2 separate regions of the Homo sapiens genome follow, and region 2 is linked to region 1. The links are chromatin contacts, found by Hi-C or POLR2A ChIA-PET in ENCODE. All regions are on one chromosome and are shown on one strand. Each heading gives the region's core, a stretch centred on a gene start or an enhancer-like site at or near the end of the contact. The rest is flanking DNA. Distances are from core to core; before and after follow the strand shown. Region 1 overlaps LOC105378209 (a long non-coding RNA gene). Region 2 has its middle 50 kb from the start of MIR5197.

Region 1 (3,274 bases), core at 240-2,739:
CTGATATTTTAGCTCTTATTGAAGTTATTTAGGGTTTTTAGGAAGGGTCTTGGATTCTCCTCTTTTGCTAATTTTTGATGTATTATTATTAAATGATTGTAACCATCATTAGAATTCTATGTATTTATGTGTAAATTTAAAATATTTGTAACTTTAGTATTTAGAACTACTTTAAAACAAAACCATGTACAAGCCTATCCATATTCTTTCAGTTTCATTGTGGCTGGATACTATGTTGCCTTGAATTTTACCTGTTACTTGCCCAGCTTCTGGATTTCCAGTATCAGAACATTAGAGGTTCATATTTTCCATACAAAAATAGAAAAAGTCATAATGGCGTGAAAGTCCCTGGGAGATTCACCCTTTCTTCTAGTGTGGTGTCTCAGCAAGTTCCCAGGCATATCACAGGATGGGAAGGATGGGGAAATACTCACCTAGGGCACTTACAAGGAGATAAGAATGGGAGGGCAGAGGGAGTTGGTCACCACGCTTGAACAAAGGGAGAAAAATATGTACACCTCTCATGAGTCATCAGTGAAAGTATCCAGCATGCTCAGGGGGCCTCCTGAACTTTGAAACTTGGATTTAATCCAGACATGAAATATGGAAAGTCACTCTTTATGCAATGCTTTCATCACCACCTCCGTTTTGCCTCTCTTTCATCTCAGTTAAGAGATACAAGACAGGTTCTTGTAATGACTGCCTGTGATTGCCATGCTAACAAAACTATTTACATGGAAATTAGGAATCCCATGTAGAATTCCAGAATCAAAGGTCCTGTGGATATGGTAATCAAGAAAATGTCTTTATATCCACATTATTGTGCCCATATGGTTATGATGCCATCTGGGTGCTAATTCTAATGCTATTCTTTCATGAGATGTTTAATAGTGCTCAATATTATTGACTGTTTAGTAGGCAGTAGAATTAGAGTTCCAATTATATGAGGTCATAGCACTGGCTACATGAGTGACCAGAAAGATGACTTACAGGGATTCCAGAAAACACACACACACACACACACACACACACACACACGCGTACACATGCACGTACACATACATGTATGCACTCATCAGGTAACTCTTTAAAAATTACTTAAATTCCTGATGAAGAGGCTACCACTTCTAAACTAATAAATGTCATGTGGACAGATATCTCCTTAGTAGCTGGGCTCATGCCATCCCTGCCCAGAAAAGGGGGCTAGAATCCCACAGAAAAAGCAGAAGATTATGCCCTCTTAGGAACTATAGTCCATCCTCCCAAGGTTTTTTTCCCCTTTAAGCAAATCCTCCTCACAAAAGAAAGATATGTTTATTTGTATTTTCAGTTAAGTTGACTATTTATTCACATTTCCTGCTGATGAGTCATTTATGCAGTTTACTGAAAAAAATAAATTGGTCACTAAAGCACTGCAAAATTAGGGTTCAAAGACGCAAAACTGACGTAAGCATCAAATAGGTACAGGTTAAGAATTTAATCAGCAAATAGATCAGTCAGCACGCTAGGACAGTACTCACACAAAGACTGGGTTTTGTTTAATTCTTTTCCAAGGGATCAGCACAGCCAGCCTGTCTGGAGCACCTCTGTTGGTTTTGCTCATCAGATACTTGTAAACAGAGCAAACACAGATATTTGATCAAGAAACCAAACCCCACATGCCTGGAATCAAGTGTGAGAAAATATCTTGGGCTTACTCCCATGATGCCTGTGTAAAAGTCGCACCGTTTGTCTGTAAATAAAAGGCCTGAGTTTAGCAGAAGATCATAGGAAAATGCAGCAAATGCACCATGTTTACAATGTGCAAAGGCAGAGAGAAGCATCAGTTCTCAGCATGAGATTGTTGGTTATGCCTGTGGGGGAGCAGATGGGAGATCACTATTGATCTCTAAAGTAGCTGGGTCAGCCAGACATGTTGGCTCATGCCTGTAATCCCAATAATTCAGGAGGCCAAGGTGAGAGGACTGCTTGATCCCAGGAGTTCAAGATTACAGTCAGCTGTGATTGCACCACTGCACTCCAGCCTGGGCAACAAAGCGAAATGTGGTCTTTTTTAAAATAAACAAATAAAATGTAAAAGTGGCTGGGCCTGTGCTCCATATACAGACTCATTTGCCCTCTTCTCAAGAACTCATCTGCTTTTAAAACTGGAGGATGATTGTTATTTTTATTTCTTCTTCTGGATACATTTTTAACCAACGTTAGAAAAATCAACCAGAGAGACAAATATCCATATACATACAGTAGCTTCACTAAAATATCTAGGATGGTCGAAACTGTCACCAAGGAGCCTTAGAAATGGATATTAATAACATGTACTTACCATGTGCTAGGCACCACATATATTACCTGTGTTAATTAATCCTCAGAACCATGGAAGAGTTACCATTATTATTCTCAACTCATGGATGAAGAAAATGAGACATAGCTTTGCCAACATTCACAGCAAATAAAGGGTGGCCCATCTTGACTCCAAGTTCAAGGTCTTAGCCACTACTTTGCTGACGCCCATTGAAGATGAATCAAGCACACCTGCACCATATCCAGCTGGTTGTATTATATCCAGTCCTTCTTATTTTGCAAAGAACCAATTCTCCAAATTAAAAGTCTCTTAATATCACCCTAAATCTACAATCCATAAAACACACCTTTGATTTGTCATATACATTTTCTTTAATGAACAAAGACAAAACTTTGAAATTTTGTTCAATTGTTTGAAACAATGACCTCCACATGTTGCCTAACCTAACAGATGAAGTGAAACAATCATTTTATAGCTCCAGTTCTTTATCTGCTATTACAGCCTCCAGCGTTTAACAAACTGTCACAATGTAAATCCCACAAGGTTCTCTAGAGCTCACACAGTTCTGTGTCCACCAAGCACTGAGCCATGTTTATTGTATATGTTCACGCTTGTATCAGGTGCTGCAGGTGTGTTGGCTCCCCTAAAGGGAACAGACATTCCGGCTCCGTTCTTTTTCTCCTTTTACAAAAACTATTTTCAACTACCCCCTCCATCCACCTGCCCCTACAACCTCATTCTTCTCAAATTTGCATGCTTCAACAAGTGCGATACTGTTGAACTGCAGTAAAAGTTTCACTGTTTCCCAAGGCAGGTGGTGCCTATAACTTCACCAAGGCCTGAGAAAAAAAGGATCGCTTTAAAAGTCAGGCGCTGGGTTGTCTCCCTTTCCTTGTTGTCTGCTTGGGCATTCCCTGGTACCCCACTGTCTATAAAGGATGACTAGTGCTGAAAGATAGGAGAATGACCCAC
Region 2 (3,274 bases), core at 268-2,767, 34 kb before region 1:
TCGCATTATATCCATATTAATGATAAGTTAATAAAAAGTAAAAAGGAATAAATAATCAATACATGCAACAACATGGATGAATTTCAAAACCACACTGAGTCAAAGAAGGCAGGCAAAAAAGAGTACAAGTACTTATATAAAATTCTAGAAAATGCAATCTAATATATAGGGACAAAAAGCAAATCATTGGTTGCTTGGGGATGGAGGTGAAGTGAGACATGCATTAAAAAGCAACGTAACAAAATTTAAGGGAGAAATTGATTTTTTTAACTCATTATCTTGATTGTGTCGATGGTTCCATGGGTAGAAATACATGTCAAAACTGATTATATTTGTATACTTGAAATATGTGCAGGTTATTCTATGTCAGTGTTTCCTCAAAGTTGTTAGAAAAATAAACCCGATCGTGTAAGGACTTGGGAGCCATTGGCACAAAGTTTTAATTAAGTTCTAAGTACAAAGGGAAGCTACTAGAGGGTTGTGAACAATGAAAGATGATTTGGTTAAACATTTCATGCAACAGATTCACTTAAGGCATGTTTTTTTAAAAAAAAATCTTATGTGAAATATTCTCACAAATCTCAAAATCTCCCCCAAATAAAGCAGGCTTGCTTATAACTAATTGCTAATACTTTGGATTGGTTAGGTATTTTCCCTCCTAAATGCATATAGAAAGGTCAAAACTGGACTGGGGAGACCACATTAATTTTAGTGCAGGTCGAGTAAGAAATAAGCAGAAAATGTGGAAATAAACATGCCTCTTCCCACAGTAAATTGAGGAAGACATGATGATCAAAGATGCGGAGCACATCCACTAGGCATTTCCTGCATAAAACTCACACTATAGTAGCTGTTCTTTGAAAAGAGTTGAAATGTCCAGGAGACTTGAGGAAGCAAATATATATATGCTCTATTTCTTTCATAAGAAGATAAGAAATGAGCCAGAATGTATAGCACCAGGAATTTTGACTTTGATAGTGAGCGAGGATCACAAAACATGAATAAGAATGAGATCACATACCACATGGTCCAGGCTTGGCAGGACCATTCACGAGAGCACAGCCTGTCTGAGAGCCCCACGTTCATGTTTTTTTAGAAGAGGCATGAAAAGAAGTGACCTAACATAGACGATCATAGAAATATAGAATTTGGTTTAAAAACTAAAATCTGAAATCACGATCTTAAAACAAATGGCCTGTTGAGGCCTTGAGTTTCACAGTTGATGGCTAAGGATTAAGGAGAAAAAGGAAACCACTTTCCACCAACTGTAACTTGTTTCTAAAGCACTTTAAAGCACTTGAAGAAACTAAGCACTCGAAGGACACTTTTGAACTATCTTAAACTGATTAACTTGTCACTGACAGAGGCTTTTTCTAACACCTGAGAGCTCGAATATTGTTCCGGTTGAGGTGGAAATGTGATGCATTGTTTACGGATTACTTCATTGTGACACTGTAGAAAAAAATCTGACCAAACCAAATATGTTGTCACTGCTGGGAAATGTCTCTTACCTCCTGCTCTGACAGGAAGTCACCACTATTGATTTAGCTAATAGAATTTCTTAAAAGTTCCTTTGACACACAGAGCTGGAAGTTATGCTTCCTTCTCCCCCTTTTTCAAAAGAGAATCAGACTTATTTTTTAAATGGTCGCATTCAACAAATGTTTATGAAGTGCCTACATGTGCTGGATTGGAAGTCTTTCAGCAGGTGTGCTTTGTAGGTAGAGGAGCTGAGGTGTGCACAGTCCATGGGAGTATCATCTTGTAGATAATGGTTGATTACCTGCAGAACTAGTGAAATTGCATTTCTATCTGTGCCTGCACAGCAAGGTAAAAGAGGTAATTTTAAGTGAAGCCTAGCTTTAAGTTAAATACAAATCTAGTTGAAAGAGTAGACTTTTTGAGGAACTACTTCAAGCAAATAAAATAAAATTTAATGCACAGCTGCTTCTAAAATTTTCAGCCCAGAAATCGCAACCTATGTTAGTACTGTCTGCTTAAGATTACAAGTTCCTAAAGATGAAGGATGTATCAACGTTGTTCTTTGTTCAATGCCCAAAATACATTTACTCCTGAGAAAAAAAGACAGAGAAAGTTAAGGACTTCCCTTTAGCTGTTTACTTTAAGTCCTTCCTAGCTCTTCTCTCTCACTGAGAGAAGATTTAGATGCAAGAGGAGCTAATTAGAGTAGATTTCTTCTGGCTTCTATGTAAAGGTAGTCAGGAATTGGGAAACCAACTTGTGGAATCCTGTGTCATTCTCTACTTTTGAAATCTTAAAACAAATGCACAAAGAAAAAACAAAGAACTTTTTAAGTCATATAGCATTAGCTTTATTTCCCACTGCTGTATTATTAAAACCACCAATAAGAAATCTTAGGATTATCGTATCTCTCTTCTTACACCAAGACAAATTTCAAATGGATCAAACACAAAAGCCATCAAAGTAACCAAAGAAAAGATAAAAACTTTTTTTTTCATTTACTGCATGGGAGGAGAGACAATATGTGTAAAACCAAAAGTCATAAAGAAAAACATTCATAAATTAGAGTATGTAAAAATATGCTTCTGGTTTAGAAACAAAACTTCTCTATAGCACACGTACACATACACACAACCATAAACAAAGTCATTTCACACTTGAGGATTGGAGATATTGAGAGCCATGTTTGTTACACATATGACAGAAAAAATATATCATTTCCTTGATATTCAAGTAGCCTACAAATCAACCAGAAATAGACTCAGAATTAAAAGCGGCAAATAATATGGTAAAAATATGAATTGACTAATGGCCGTAGAAAGAGACATTCAATGTAGCTCACTATGAAAGAAATGAAAAACCTATCAATTTGGCAAAGAAGATGTAAAATTTCAGTCTACAGGGTTCATAAGAGTGTGCAGAAATAGACATTCCACATACACTGTTGGTGACAGAGTAATTTGGTAGACATTTTGTGGAGGGTAACTCTTTGGAGGGTATTTTTTTTTAATTTTATTATTATTATACTTTAAGTTTTAGGGTACATGTGCACAACATGCAGGTTTGTTACTTATGTATACATGTGCCATGTTGGTGTGCTACACCCTCTAACTCGTCATTTACATTAGGTATATCTCCTAATGCTATCCCTCCCCCCTCCCCCCCCAACCCCACAACAGTCCCCAGTGTGTGATGTTCCCCTTCCTGTGTCCATGTGTTCTCATTGTTCAATTCCCACCTATGAGTGAGAACATGCAGTGTTTGGTTTTTTGTCCTTGTGATAGTTTGCTGA

Evidence for each region. Hi-C counts contacts between places; a loop is a spot of excess contacts on that map. ChIA-PET counts read pairs that join two places held with the same protein, here RNA polymerase II (POLR2A).
Region 2: a map of PC-9 shows a loop between it and region 1 (5-fold over the local background). The contact joins two enhancer-like sites. A Hi-C loop is called at or near these places in 3 of 168 maps with a recorded cell type or tissue (Caco-2, Calu3 and PC-9). POLR2A ChIA-PET finds 5 or more read pairs at or near these places in 4 of 52 experiments (GM12878, HEK293, HepG2 and 1 more).

Annotation. Positions count from the first base shown.
Region 1 is chr5:143,593,691-143,596,964 of GRCh38, reverse strand. The region is part of intron 3 of LOC105378209 (a long non-coding RNA gene); the gene reads right to left. Among named protein-coding and RNA genes, the nearest start is that of MIR5197, 85 kb to the left of the region's middle. RefSeq lists a cis regulatory region at 567-580 and enhancers at 502-646, 467-761, 525-1,724. Within about 2 kb of position 1,489, at least 9 of the 41 ENCODE cell types and tissues checked have a DNase peak (open chromatin) inside an H3K27ac peak, as active enhancers do; they include PC-9, where a contact is called at or near this core.
Region 2 is chr5:143,628,219-143,631,492 of GRCh38, reverse strand. No RefSeq gene overlaps it. Among named protein-coding and RNA genes, the nearest start is that of MIR5197, 50 kb to the left of the region's middle. Within about 2 kb of position 1,517, at least 2 of the 41 ENCODE cell types and tissues checked have a DNase peak (open chromatin) inside an H3K27ac peak, as active enhancers do; they include PC-9, where a contact is called at or near this core.